Linked DNA regions of Mus musculus: region 2 is linked to region 1. A link is a contact called in ENCODE Hi-C or POLR2A ChIA-PET data. All regions are on one chromosome and are shown on one strand. Each heading gives the region's core, a stretch centred on a gene start or an enhancer-like site at or near the end of the contact. The rest is flanking DNA. Distances are from core to core; before and after follow the strand shown. Region 1 holds the start of Edc3 (enhancer of mRNA decapping 3). Region 2 holds the start of Clk3 (CDC-like kinase 3).

Evidence for each region. Hi-C counts contacts between places; a loop is a spot of excess contacts on that map. ChIA-PET counts read pairs that join two places held with the same protein, here RNA polymerase II (POLR2A).
Region 2: a map of regulatory T cell shows a loop between it and region 1 (2.0-fold over the local background). The contact joins the promoter of Clk3 here to the promoter of Edc3 in region 1. A Hi-C loop is called at or near these places in 1 of 37 maps with a recorded cell type or tissue (regulatory T cell). POLR2A ChIA-PET finds 5 or more read pairs at or near these places in 3 of 5 experiments (Patski and embryonic stem cell).

The regions. Positions count from the first base shown.
Region 1 is chr9:57,704,308-57,711,627 of GRCm38, reverse strand. Edc3 (enhancer of mRNA decapping 3) reads right to left here and starts at 3,059. Exons shown (of 7, transcript NM_153799.3): 1 at 2,929-3,059.
Region 2 is chr9:57,760,295-57,767,614 of GRCm38, reverse strand. It overlaps Clk3 (CDC-like kinase 3), which reads left to right and starts at 2,501. Exons shown (of 13, transcript NM_007713.5): 1 at 2,501-2,541; 2 at 5,748-5,899; 3 at 6,575-6,791. The coding sequence starts at 5,748. It overlaps Gm32510 (a long non-coding RNA gene), which reads right to left and starts at 165. Exons shown (of 3, transcript XR_870786.2): 1 at 75-165.

The DNA of each region.
Region 1 (7,320 bases), core at 1,810-4,309:
CTGGGAGTTGAACTCAGGACCTCTGGAAGAGCAGTCAGTGCTCTTAACCACTGAGCTATCTCTCCAGCCCATGAATATTTTTAAGGCCCTGACATTTTACATTCAAATTTATACTGTGCTAACTACCGAATCAAAATGTTAGTTAACACTTCAAAAATGTGATAAGTGCAATTTTTTTCTTGCTTCTATTTAATGTGTAACTGTCCATTTTTATTGGAAATTCCCCTGTAAAATATATTGACAATATACTGAAAAATCATCAAATGGGTTATCGTATAAACTCCCACTTGGGTATGGAGGTGTATGCCTGTAATCCCAGCACTTGAAAGGCCGAAGCAGGAGGACTGCAGAAAGTCTGAATCCAGTCTGTTGCAGAGAGCAAGTTCTAGGATATCCACAGCTACACAGAAAAGCCAGGCTCAAGGGAAGCAAAATAAACAAACCAACATTTCCTAGTACTGGGGACACAGTTCAGTGGGAGAATGCTTTCCTAGACTGTGTGCACAAAACTCTGCATCTATTCCCCAACACTGACAACAACAAGTGAAACTCTCTCCCTTACACACAAACACACACACACACACACACACACACACACACACACACACACTAAATATGTTTCATCCATTACAAGTCTAAGGCTTTCATGTTAAAAAAAAAAAAAAAAGCTAGGGCTTGTGAAGCAGGATGATGACAGGAGCCACAGAAGGACCTTTCTGTGGTTGGGAAGTCCTCTGTGTAGCCCTGGCTGTCCTGGAACTCATTCTGGAGACCAGGCTACCTCAAACTCAAGAGATCTACCTGCCTGTGTCTCCCAGCTACTGGGATTAATGTCACTATGCCTGGCTGGCTTTTTTACTTCTGTGTGTGTGTGTGTGTGTGTGTGTGTGTGTGTACACTCATGCATGCATTTTGATGGAGATCAAATACAGAGCTTGTGTACACCTCTGTCACTGAGTTACATATCTAGCACAGGACAAATCTTGAGGTCTTTTATTTTACACTTTTCCATCAAGTTATAATCTACACAAAAGTGTATCACTCTACATTTAAAAAAATACAAACCAACAACAACAACCAAAGATGTGGCCTCACTATGTAACCCAGACAAGCTCAAACTCAAGATCAGCCTCAGCCTCCTAAGCACTGTGACTACAGGTACAAACCATGACATCTTGTACTCAGAAGTGTTCACAGTAATCCCCAATGCAGCTGCGACCTAAATATCACAAGAGGCTCCACTGTGTCTCCATAAAGGAGCTGCTAGAGCTGGGCGGTGGTGGCGCACGCCTTTAATCCCAGCACTTGGGAGGCAGAGGCAGGTGGATTCTGAGTTTGAGGCCAGCCTGGTCTACAAAGTGAGTTCCAGGACAGCTAGGGCTACACAGAGAAACCCTGTCTCGAAAAACCAAAAAAAAAAAAAAAAAAAACGGAGCTCCTATTCTGACATCATGAAAGTTATGTTGTTTTCAAACAACACAAAAGTGGAACCATGTAGGTTCATGTGTCTGGTTTCCTTTAATCAACAGAACAACTGTGAAATCCAGCTGTTGCATGTGGGAGAAGTTAATTACTGTGTCTGTACTGTATTGTTTAAGCATCAATGAATTTAGCCAGTCTACTACTATAAACATTGGAATTATTTCAAGTTCTGAGTTCCATTTTAAGTAGCATTTTATATGGGTTCTTGTTAATATTACACAGAAAAATCTGAGATGAAACTGCATTTGCCTTTATTAGAAACTGTCAGTCAGGTGTGTTGTGTACATCTATAATCTCAGAAGTCCAGAGGCTAAAGCAGGAGCATTACTCGGTAATAGGGGACCCAAGTGGCCAAATGTCTCAGTAACATCAAAACCAGTAATCCTGGTAGTCAAAGAGTGAAGGCCTTTAATCCCAGCACTCTGGAGGCAGAGGCAGGAGGATCGTTGTGAGTTCCGGGCCAGTTTGACCTACACAGACAATTCTACAGGTTCTCACTATGTAGCTCTAACCTAGAACTATATACTGAGTGCCTGTCACCAAAAAAAGGTCATTCTTTGCAACTACTTTTACTTCAGAGAAACCAAAAACTAAGAATTTTGTGCCCAAACAAAACAGATACATCATTCTCTTTAAAAAAACAAAAATCAAAAAACAAAAAACTGGGTTCCACCTGAGGGTTCCAGATGAGCCACGAATAACTCGGGGATAGTCATTTTGATTGTGGAAAGATTAAGGGTCCTTTTAACTCTGCAACGGGGAGACTGAAAATCAACTAAAGTTGATGAAGACTATTCCTCCAACACACCCCAACACTTAAAACCACAGATCAAGTATTACTAATATCTGCAGTCACAACACAGAAAGGATAACTGCGGCAGTGCATCGAGGGCAGCTAAGTGTGCGTGCGCTCTGGCAGGGCATCACTATCTCTAGTCCCACACCCCAGTCCTTCACAAGTTACACAAGTTCTCATCTACTATGAGGCACTCGCACGACTGGCTATTAACCTCACTGGTCAAAGAAAATGAAGGCAAAGAGCAATGGCTCTTTGAGAAGTCACAGTGGCAACCAAAGCGGGCTTGAGACAGACCAAGCCGTTATTGCCTCCAATCCGAATCCTTGGGCTATACCTAACCCAGTGAGTACCCCACACGCCCGCACGCGCGCACCCCCACAATTTCTGCGCGGGCGCGCGCGCGCACACACAAGGTTCTTGAGCGCGCACGCATATACACACACACACACACACACACACACACACCCGCGCACACACACACACACACCCGCGCGCGCACACACACACACACACACCCGCAGCTCCTGTCCGCCAATATAAAGATCTACAAGGCCGGGAAGCCTGCAGCCTAACAAGCAAACCGAGCTGACCACCCGGAAGCGCCAGCCAACGGGCACCCGCGAACACGCAGCCTTCCTCGTGCTCACCTCCCCGCCGCCTGCCCCCGCCTGCGCTGCACAGCACACCAAGACGACCTCGCTCGCCAAAACCCCACCGAGGGGCTTCACGCCCACCGCCACAGACACAGAAGCAGCCGCCACCTCCGCCGGAAACGCCCCCGCGTCTCGGCCTACCCGGAGTGATGTCACTTCCGTTGACACAGGGCGGAGCCAAGGGGCGGGGCTCCCGGGAAATTTGAGAGCTTGGGGTAATGTTAAGGGTTGATGGACAAGGCAGCTAAGATGTTTTCTGTGTGTGAAATCTGAGTGGAGTAAGAAAGAGAATGGGAGGAAGGAACTATGCTGGCTAGTTTGTCAAATTGACACAAGCTAAAGTTATCTGAAAGGAGGGAACCTCAAATGAGAAAATGGCTCTATAAGATCTGGCTGTAAGTAAGCCTATGCAATATTTCTCTTAATTTGTGACTGAGTGGGGAGGGCCTAGGCTATTGTAACTGGGGCCCTCCCTGAGCTGGTAGTCCTGGGCTTTTTTTCCTGAGAAAAAAGGCTGTGCAAGCATGGGGAGCAAGCCAGTAACCCACACTCTTCAGTGGCCTCTGTACCAGCTCCTGACTCCAAGAACCTTTCTTGATGAATAGTGATATGGAAGTGTAGCTGAATAAACCCTTTCCTTCCCAAATTGATTGTGGTCATGGAGTTTCATCTCAGCAATAGAAATCCAAACTAAGATAAATTGGTACCAGGAGTGGGGTATTGTGAACAGACCAGATCATGTTTCGGAAGGACTTTGGAATTTTAGGCTAGAAAAGCCATGAGAGCTCAGTGAGCTGTTCTGTAGGAGACTGGAAGTTAAGAATGTTGAGAGCACTGCAGATTGCCTGGCTTGTGAAGTTTCGGAGGAAAATTTAAAGACTATTGGGGCCATTTGTTATTTTGAATTAAGATTCTGTGGTTCCAGCCGGGCGTGGTGGTGCACGCCTTTAATCCCAGCACTCGGGAGGCAGAGGCAGGCGGATTTCTGAGTTCGAGGCCAGCCTGGTCTACAAAGTGAGCTCCAGGGCAGCCAGGGCTACACAGAGAAACCCTGTCTCGAAAAACCAAAAAAAAAAAAAAAAAAAAAAAAAAAGATTCTGTGGTTCTGGCTAGGTGGGGCTGGAGAAATGGTTGCGCTTAACAAGAACTACATAGTGAAACTTTTGCCTTGCTGAGATACTCAATACTGTTTGACTAGAGGTGAGAAATTAGTGGTGCTTACGAAAAGAAAAACATTGTTGAGGTGAAATCTCTTTCATTTTTTCTTCTTGGTTTTTCAAGAGAAGGTTTCTCTATGTAGCTCTGGAACTTGCTCTGTAAATCAGGATGGCCTCTGCCTCCCAAGTGCTGGGATTAAAGGCATGCATGCACCACCACTGAGCATGGTTAAATCTTATGGGGAGTATTTCTGAGCACACCAAGAAAGAAAGAGAGAGGGTGAGGAAGGAGGGAGGGAGGAGAAAGAAAATAAGAGAAAAGAGAAGCTGGAGAGATGGCTCAGAAGTTAAAAGCATTTCCCACAACTGTCCATAACTCCAGTTCTAAGGGATCTAACACTCTCTTTTGACCACTGAGAGGACCAGCATGCTTATGGTGTACATACATACATGCAGGCAAAACATTCAATACACATAAAATAAATCCAAAAACAAAGTTAGAAATGTTTATGAGCTCATGGCTTCAAACACACTTGAGGGGTTTTAATTTATGGGAAAAAAATTTTAGTCAGTTTGTTGCTATGCAGCCCTAACTAGACTCAAACTCAAAGAAATCCTCCTGCCTGCACTCTGAAATTAAAAGCATGTGTCACCAGACTCCGTAGAAATTATTATCAATACCCAAACTGTGCTATCCTCAAGACTTAACTTGTTCGAGATTGTTCAGCATGACTGAGTCTTTCCCTGGAGTCTTTGTAATGTCGTTACCATCTGGCACTGCCAAGTGTTCCAGGCTTGGCATGACCAAGTGTCCCAGGCTTGCCTTCTAGTCATATAGCTTCTGTCCCAGATTTGTGGCCAATTGTTTTCATAAGAAGCCTTGGATCCCAATCTGGGCATTAGCAAGTTAGAATGCTCATTTCTGTGAATTGGCCATTGCCTCTAAGATTTAGGATATTAGCCAGGCAAGATAGTACATGGTGAAACAGGTTTTCACTTTGTAGTGCTGACTGAACTGGAACTCACTCTGTAGACCAGGCTGGCCTCAAACTCAGAGATCTGCCTGCCTCGGCCTGCTGAGTGCTGAGTTTAAAGGTGTACACTGCCAGCTCATAAATTGCTTTACATATGCTGTCCAGATTGCTTAGTTTTAAAATAGTAGATTTCCCTACCATTTAACCTGCATAATTCATTGTTGTAGTTTTTTATGAAGATTTACTTTTTGTGGGTGTGTGGGTATTTGAGGGGGCAGTATACTCATATGTTGGAGTGGGTGGGAGTGCCCACAGATACCAGAAAAGGGTGTCAGTTTCTCTGGAATTGGAGTTGCAGACAATTGTGAGCTGTTCTACAAGGGTACTGGACATGGAACTTGGATCCTCTGGAGAAGGGGCAAGAATTCTTACTGCTGAGCCTGTAGGCCTCCCAGGTCTGCTGCCTTTTGCTTTGTTTTTAGTGTACACACAGTTATACTATCATCACTCATGATTTTCGAATATGCTCCCTATGTTTAGAAGAAACCCCACACCTCCCAATTCCCTTTGCCCTGTCTTCCTTAATTTTTTGGCTCTAATTAATTTGCCTATTCTGGATATTTTATGGGCTCCTCTATATTATAGCTGTATTAGTCAGGGTTCCCTAGGGTCACAGAACTTATGGGTAGTTTCTATATAGTAAAAGAATTTGTTGATGACTGACAGTCTGCAGTCCAACTCCCAACAATGGTCAGCAACAGCTGTGAATGGAAGTCCAAGGATCTAGCAGTTGCTCAGTTCCACAAGGCAAGCAGGTGAAGAAGAGAGAGTGTGTGAAGCTTCCTTCTTCCAATGTCCTTATGTAGGTCTCCGGCAGAAGGTAAGTAGCCCAGATTAAAAGTGTGTGCCACCATGCCTTTAATCCCAGATGATTTTGAACTCAGAGATCTCCCTGTCTTAATCTTCTGGAATTCATAGCAACTATGCCTCAAGATCTCCATACCAAGATCCAGGTCAGAAACTTGTATCTCCCAGCCTCCAGATTAGGATCACTGGTGAGCCTTTCAATTCTGGATTGTTGTTCATTCCAGATATAGTCAAGTTGACAACCAAGAATAGCCACTACAATAGCATATAATCCAAATTTCTTTGATGTTTCAAAAGCAGAATTTCACATATTTCAGGCTGGCTGCAAACTTTCTGCAGCTGAGAGTGACTTTTAACCTTTGACCATCCTGTCTTTATCTCCTGCTTGCTAGAATACAGGTGTGTGCTACCACAGGAACGCAAGGCTTTGGGCATGCTAGACAACCATAAACTGAGCTATGTTTCTAGCTGCAACTATGTTTTGTTTTAACAAAAAACATGAGAATGGTAACTGGGCACCCTGTTCCTTCTGATTTGAGTTTGCTCTTTGTGGTGGCCTGAAACTGTTGGTAGATGGAAACTATCTACTTTAGTCAGAAAGCATAAGTATAGTAATTGCTGTCCACTACAAGCTGTTCAAGAAGGAACTTGAATGGGGTGATACTAGGAAGGGTCACATCCCAAGATGCATGTCCTCTTAGCATGTTAGAGGAGCTTCTGGCTCTGTGGGTCTGGCCTTCACCCCTACACAACACTGCCATTTTGACATTCCAAATGGTTAAAGATTTCTGCATTAAAATATGAGCCACTCGAGAGAATGCTTCTCCAGGAGAACTGCCCATGCCTCTCACTGCCTGTGGCACTGGGTGAGCTAGCCAGGGGCAATGCTGGAGAGCTCAACCTGATGAAGTGGTTGTGGGAGAGCTGACAGGTTGACTAACTTAGCTACCACCCAGGCCCAGATCTAGGGCTTTGAGTTGGCCCACCCCAACATCTGCCCCAGCTATGATCTGCTGGAGCACATGAAGGGGCCAGTTCTGCATAGCCAAAGCTGTAAGATCTCTGTGACACAGGGCAACAACAGGATATCTGAGAGGAGTCCTAGTAAGCATCTAGTATTGACAGTGCAGAAGCCAGAGGCCTCTAACCATACCAAGGAATGACTCATTGCAGTGAACATTTGCAAGCAAAGAAGTGTGGACAAAAGGGTGTACTATATGACACACTGCAGCTACCATGATGAGATTGTTTGTTTTGGAGGGGTTTGGGTTTTTTTTTATTCTCTCTCTCTCTCTCTCTCTATCTATCTATCTATATATATATACATACACACACACATATACATATATGGAGAGAGGTTGCAAGGGTGGAGGACAGATACAAACTGA
Region 2 (7,320 bases), core at 1,252-3,751, 57 kb before region 1:
ACCCAAGTTCACTCTAAAACAGGCTGTGAGGACTGATCCTACACTCTGGCATAACATCCACAAGTCCACCCTACCTAGGCCCAAGAGGAAGCGAGACTTCCAGAGTTAGGGTGTTTCTTGCCCGATTTGGGAAGCAAAGCTGTGTTGAACTTCCAGAGTATTGGGTGATCGCTTCTCGGCCTTTTGGCTAAGATCAAGTGCAGAGTATTGGGTGAGAGCCAAGAGAGTGGCATCACAGCACAGAGAAGAACCTGACCTCTCCCAAGATACTTTCCAGGGAGGTGACTTTAGAGCTGAGGCTCAAATGTACATCAATTCATTCCAGGCAGGACAAAGCTAGATATAGCAGAGGAGAATTCAAGGGCAGACAGAAGAGAGAGCACTGGGGCCCACGAACCTGGGAGGGGAAAAGAAAGGTAGAGAGAAATAGAAGCTGTAGGAGTTGAGTACAAGCAGAACGGGACATCACCTTGGTGCCCTGGAGTCAAGCTACAGACCAGGCACACAGAAAAGGCTTGACAGGCCCAGGGCACAGGCTGGTGGAAGCTGGTGCTTTGGAGCAGTGGGTAAGCAGCAAGTCTCCTTCTGGGGGAGCGCAGGGCTGAGCAAGGGGTGGAGGAGCGGTTCCAAGGTTCCTCTCAACAGAGTACCACAGAGATGAGATGTGTATGCCGGGAGACGTTCATCAACCTAACTTTACTTCAGAACCAGTTCTTTTCTTCTGCTAGGTTTTATGAAGAGAGACAAGAGGACGAAGGTCTAATGGGAGACCATCCAGGAGGAAGGCCAAGCTGCAGCCTCTGGAGAGGACAGGGCTAGGAGACAGCTCCTATATCAGCTGTCAGCAAGAAGTCCTCTCTGTAGAGAGAGTGGGGGCTGTAGGCAGATGGCCCTGATTTTTCCTGTTAGGATGGTAGGCAGGAAGACGGTCTAAATTATCTCATTTCTGACACTTGGGGTAGGGCAGGAGATGGGAACTTTTTGAGGATGTCGGCCTTAAACTGGAGGATGCTATTTTCCCGTAGCCATGGAAACATGGCTGGGCAGCATTGGTAGGAGGTGACGACACCACAGAAACCTGTGAACGAAGGAAATTCTATCAGTGTGGGCCTGGCCTCAGGTGGGAGCTGCATCTTCTGACGCCTGGATATTTCAATCTTTGGCTTCTAGGCTGGAAACCAATGGGGCAGGACTCGGGCAGAAGCAGTTGAAATGGCTGTTGAATGTCTGTGGGGTTGGAAGGTGACTATGAGTCAGTTTGAGTTTGCAAAACATAATCACCCAGCTTTTTAACTCAACCGCTTTTACTTGGTTGGTGATGAAGATGCCGGGCCATTACGTCAGAACCAGAGGCAAAGCTCTCTAAAGGCAGTTTCATCACTGCAGGGGGGCCTAGGGAGCCACAGCACCTGGTGGGCGCGCATCCCGTACGGGGAGGGGACACCTGGGAAACCCTGGCTGTCCGCGTTGAGTCAGCAAGATCCTAAAGCTATGCCCCGCCCTGGCCGGCCGCCGCAGCCTCGCGGACCTCGCGTGGCGTGGGGCAATTAGGCGCGGCACCCGCCCGCTTGGCTGCGCGACGCGCGGGGGCGGGGACGCTGTCAAAGCGAGGCCCAACCAAAGGACCGCGACTTGTATTCTCTTCTGAAAAAAAAAAAAATAAGACCTCATGATCCTGCCACGACAAAGCGTTGGACAGTAGGTGGGAGGGGTCTAGACTGGGTGCCTCACGCCCGATGCCGCAGCGAAAGGACGGGCTGAGTGACTCGAGTGGCAGAGCGGGAGCGCGGCGCGGCTCGGGGCTTTTGTGTGGCGCGGGTTTCCTAGCAAGACTGACAGCAAGACGCTCTGAGGTGTTCAAGGGAAGGGGACGATTTCTCCGTCAGACCCCACCGCCGAGGCTCGCGGGGATCTTCCCGGAGACTGCTCGCTCGAGCCAGCTGGGGCGTGGCACCAGGACTTTCAAAAAACCCGCACAAGCCGAGAGCAGAATGTGTCGTTTGCTTCTTGCGCGCAAGCGGAGTCGCGCCCGCCTTCCTCTGCCCGGGCGCACCGACCGCCTTCGTCTCTAGCGCCCTCCCGGGCCCCGGGAGAACAATGCCGGTCCTCTCCGCGCGCAGGAAGAGGCTGGCGAGCACAGCTGGGCCGCGGCGGGGAAGCGGCCCCAGCCTGGCAGTCCGGTGGGTTCCTCCTTTAGGCCCAGAGCCGTCCTCAGACCGTGGTCGCGCACCGATGCGGCCTCGGGGGCCTACGTGCAGCACCACACGGAGAGGGGCAGGCCGCGGCCCGAGGCTGCTCCCGGGACCTCCGGGAAGAGACCTCCACCGATGTCGCCCGGACCCTGGCGGGGCAGGCCAGTCCCCCAGAGTCTGCGAGTTCGGGGCTAGAGCGGTCAGGCCTCTGGGCCGGGTCGAGCCCGGGCCGCCGACGGCTGCGTCACGCGAGGGGGCGGTGCTGCCACGGGCGGAGGCCAGAGCCGGAAGCGGAAGAGGCGCTCGGAGTGGGGAGTGGGGCCTAGCCGCAGCCGGAGCCTGGGAGACGGTGAGTGTGGGCCCGAGCCCGTGGCCGGGCAGCTGGGGTGAGTCGGTGGGGACGGCCACGCCGGTACGGGTACCGTGCCACCCGGTCGGGTCTCGGCTTGGACCTATTTCCCTCTTCGGCCCACGTCAGGCCGCGGTCCCGACCTCTCACCCCTGACCCGCCGCTTCTCTCCCTGAGGGCGGTCACTGCAGACCCCTTTTCTGGTTCCCGCGGTGTTGGAGGCGGAGCTCCAGCGGCCTCGGAGCCGGCTGGGAGGCTTCCCTTTGGGTCCCGCGCCGGCCCGCTGGCTGGGTCGCGTCCGACCTAGGCTATCCTGGAAAGGCTTTCCCTGCCCCGAGCTCGAGGCTTAGCCCGCAGATCTCCTTCGCGCGCCGCCTGGAGTTTGATTCTGGCCCAGGCTGGCCATCCCTTTGGTCGCCGGGTCTTCCCTTGGCGGTTACGGGGAACGGGGCTCTGAGATCCCTGGGATTCGGGCAGAAGGAAGGGACTCGAGTGCGGGCCGCCGGCCCCCTCCGTGTTTTGTTATGATGGAACCGCTCCATCCCGGAGAATGGGCCAGACCAAGCCAGGAGTACAAATGTCCAGGCTGCTCCTCGGTCCGGTCGGGAGCCTCTATGCTTTAGTTCCGGGTGCGGGTGCCCTGATGCTTGGGTGGGAATTGCCAGAGTCTAGCCCCCATCAAGGCGGAGTTGGCGGCCTTCCAGTTTCCCTCCTCCGTGCCCTTGAAAAGGAGGAGCGTTTTTGCCCGGTGGCAGCCGCAGATTGCGAGGTGGCAGGTTTGAGGTTGCAGTGGTGGGGCACTGCCAGCCAAAAATAACCATGGGTCGCTTGGGTGGCAGGAATCCGGGAGGGCAGCCGCTGACCTGGCTGGCTGCTCTTCTTGTTAGCCCGGTTCTCTAGCCAGGAACAGCAAATGAGAAGCCAGAGAGGCCTGTGCTCATAGAAAAATTGGCATCCAGTAACTTGGTCTCATTGGTCACATTGCCTTTTTCTTCATTGTTCAGAGCAGAGCCTCCCAAAGCATAATTGTGGCCTTTACGTTTTAAAAAGCTTCTTTGCCGAGGACTCATGGAATCGGAGAATTTGTGAGAAATAGGCTCAAACGACCTGGCTGGGAGGAGGACATGGGCCACCTGGTAGCTCCCATTTTTCACCTGCCTGGGATGCGTTGCAAGGGAGATTATCTCCATTACTGCCTATGTGTGGTACTTCATGGCCAAAATATTGGGCCATCTTTGCCAGTATGAGAGGTGTTATCTTCATTTTTCAGGCATGACAATTTAGGTCTAGAGTGACTTGTATAAGGCCACAGGGCCAGTAAGTGGCAACACTGGGATCGAGTTCAAGGTTTCCTGCCAAAACTTCCTACCCGGTCCCTTGGAAGGAATTATAAATTAAGGCATTCAACATAGCCCTGAGTGTTAGCCGGAACCTTCTCAGTGCTAATGAAAGGCTGTCTTTAGTACTTCTTGTGGCCCAAACCTGTGCTAGGCTTTTGACTTTATAGGGCAGACATTTAATTCCTATGGAGCCTGTAAGAGATTATTGTTCCCTTGTTTCAAGAGGAGGCTGAAGCTTAAAGTGGTTTAATAACTTGCCTAAAGGCAACAGTGAAGTGGTATTGCTGTGGAGCAGGTTGGCATTCGACTCTGAGGCTGTGACTTTCCACTCAAGTAGACATATGTGGTCATAGAAATCCACTTAGGTCCCAGAAGGAAAATTTTGGTCTGCTGTAGATTAGACCGCATTACAACATCCTCCAGATAGGATGCTTAGGGTGCTCTGTCTGCCTGGTGAGGATGGGCAGGACCACTTTGCCTTTTGGGAAGATGTATGCCTGGCCAGTAGGTTGTCTTTTGGGTCAGTTGGTGAGACATGGGCTACTGCTTTCAGGCTACAGCCTGAGCACCTGTCATAAGGTCATGGGGTGGGGGACATTCAGATAAGTGTGAAAACAACAGTGCCTTTCTTAGGGCTCCCAGAGGTTTACATAAATTGCCTCCCAATCCTGCTCATACACAAGTACCTATTTCATCTTTGGACTGTGCTGGTGAGATGGAGCAGCCTTGATGGATTTGTTTAAAAGGTGCTTGGCCAGGCAAGCCTAGGACTATGCACTACTAGAGGTTGGGTGTGAGCAATTGAAGGCTTGGAAAGCAAACAAGCTGTGCTCTCATGCCTGGCCATCTGGTGGACAAAATGTGAAGGGGCTGGATATGGGTGAAAACGGTGCCAGACTCACGTAGCCATCTCTCTGAACTGGCTGCTGATCCCATTTGGGAGTCTCCGGTATTGGATCTAAGTACTCCGTGGTTAAGGAATACTTGTCCTACTTCCCAGTGTAGACCTACAGCCACGTCTTCTTGGCTCCTTCAGAGATAGGGCACAAGAAAGAGTGCCGGAGTAGGAGGAGCTAGAAGGGATGGCTATGATGCTGTTAAAGAGGAAGCACCTGGTATGGGACTCTAGTTGGTCTGAGGGCCACTAAAATTTGCCTCAGGCAAGCAGCTTAGATACCTGATTGTGGCTCCTTTCTGGGCTGATACTCTGGATGGGTCAGCAAGAGCTGGGCAGGCCTTCTGGGCCCAGGCCCACTTGGCTGGAACCTGATAGGAGTAGGGACTATTGGTGAGACATTGTGTCTTTGCTCAAGGGTCAGAGTTCTCATTTCTACTGTGGTTCCTCACTGACTGAAGAGTTTTGAATTTCTTTGAGTTGAGTCCAGTTCATTGCTTTAGCCAGGCAAGTTTCAGTTTAGTACTTTGGCTCTGTGCCACCAGTTCATTAGCTCCAGGCTTCTAGAACATTTAGGTTATAGGATCCCATAGGCATGAAGAAATTGAGCAAAAAACCTCTCCATTCCTCCTGTCCTTGGCATCCCCGTGGCAGTGCTCAGCATCCCACTACATCTACTTCTGTATCTGGGCCCTGGCTTGCATAGTTTGAGTGTTCAGGCCCCTGGGCCAGGCTGGAGAGGCACCTGTTTGTTTATTCACTTGGCAGAGGAGGGAGTCATCCACCCATTGTCTGCTGTTCTGTCACTGTGACATCAGAGTTCTTCTTTACTTCATAAACCCCTGGGAGGGGCTACCCCTAAACAGAACAATGGGCCTCTTCTTCAGGAGCACCTGGCTGCACCAGGCAGCCCTGTGGCTGGAAGCAGTGAGCTGTGTGTTGAGCAGGGCTTTCTCTTTCTTGTGGCCTAGATGCATCACTGTAAGCGATACCGTTCCCCAGAGCCAGACCCATACCTGAGCTACCGCTGGAAGAGGAGGCGGTCTTACAGTCGGGAGCATGAAGGTCGACTACGATACCCATCCCGAAGGGAGCCTCCCCCACGGAGATCACGGTCCAGAAGGTGAGTGGGATCTGGGTGGGAAGAAGCTTTCCTCAGCTAGATGAGTAGAATGGCCCAGAGCTCTGCTGCTCTCAGGCTCCTTTAGATGGCTGCTTCTGCCCAGCCGCCCGTAGATTCTTGCCCTGACCTCTCTGGGATCCTTGCCTGTGCTTGCTTCCTTTTCCTGGCCTCAACAGAAGTTACCTTCCTTGTCATCCTTTCTTTCTTTGTCAGAGTGGTCTCTCTCCCTCTGTATTTTCTAGGCCAGTACCCTACCCCTGAGTCTTCCTCAGTAGAAGTAGGAACATCACCCTAGCCTTGAAAGACTGGTCCCAAGTCCTATCTAAGTCCCCAGACCAAAGTTACAGTTGTAGCAGCCTGGTCAACTCTGCTATTCTTGGAGGCCTTCCTGTGCTCCCCTTCTTCTTCCTCCCTCTGTGGCATTAGAGGGACACTGTGGCACTAGAGGGACACTGTCATTACCTAAGGCTCTGGAGAATAAGCTTTGTATCTTTGTACCTTCTCTTGCCCTGTTCACTCCCCCTCAGCCTGGATACTTCAGCTCTAACAGGCTTTCCTTGAGAGCCTTTGCAGGGGCCCTGCCAAAGGCCTCTTGCCTGCTGGCTAGTAGGAACCCTGCAGCAGGAACCTGGCTAGTAGGCCTTCTTGACTCATCTTGCTACCCCCTCTTGGCAGCCATGATCGTATACCCTACCAGCGGAGGTACCGGGAACACCGTGACAGTGATACGTATCGGTGTGAAGAGCGGAGCCCATCTTTTGGAGAGGACTGCTATGGGTCTTCACGTTCTCGACATCGGAGACGGTCACGAGAGAGGGCGCCGTACCGTACCCGCAAGCATGCCCACCACTGTCACAAACGCCGTACCAGGTCTTGTAGCAGTGCTTCCTCGGTGAGTGGTGGCCAGAGTGTGCTAATAGGGGCCTAAAGGCCTCACCTCTTTCTCGCTTCTCTCAGGCTAGCTGGTCTGGGTGAGTACTGGCAACCCTGTGTACATACACCATTGTGGGTACACACATGAGGTGTGTGTGTGCGTGTGTGCTGTCTGGTATAGGACTGAGCAAGGATGGTATGCCTTCCATTTTCTGGCCCCTTGCCAGTGGCAACTATAAGGGCTCTGGCTCCGGCGTTGGCTGATTTCCAGCCTGTCTATATCTTTCCACTGTTCCATACACAGGCTACATGGTACACATGATTGGGACACACTTCTCAGGGCTGGTACTAAGATTGTTGTTTGTGGTTTGGGGCTATATGGCCTGGTCTTCTTCACATCAGGTCTGTCCCCATCGGGCCCACCCCATAGCTAAGTGCTTTGATGAGTGTGGATTTGACCTTCTCTGCAGCCTCATCTCCACAGTCCTCCTCTCCCAGAGGACCAGAGTCTGTTATTACCCAATAAAAAGGGGACACTTTACCAGTTA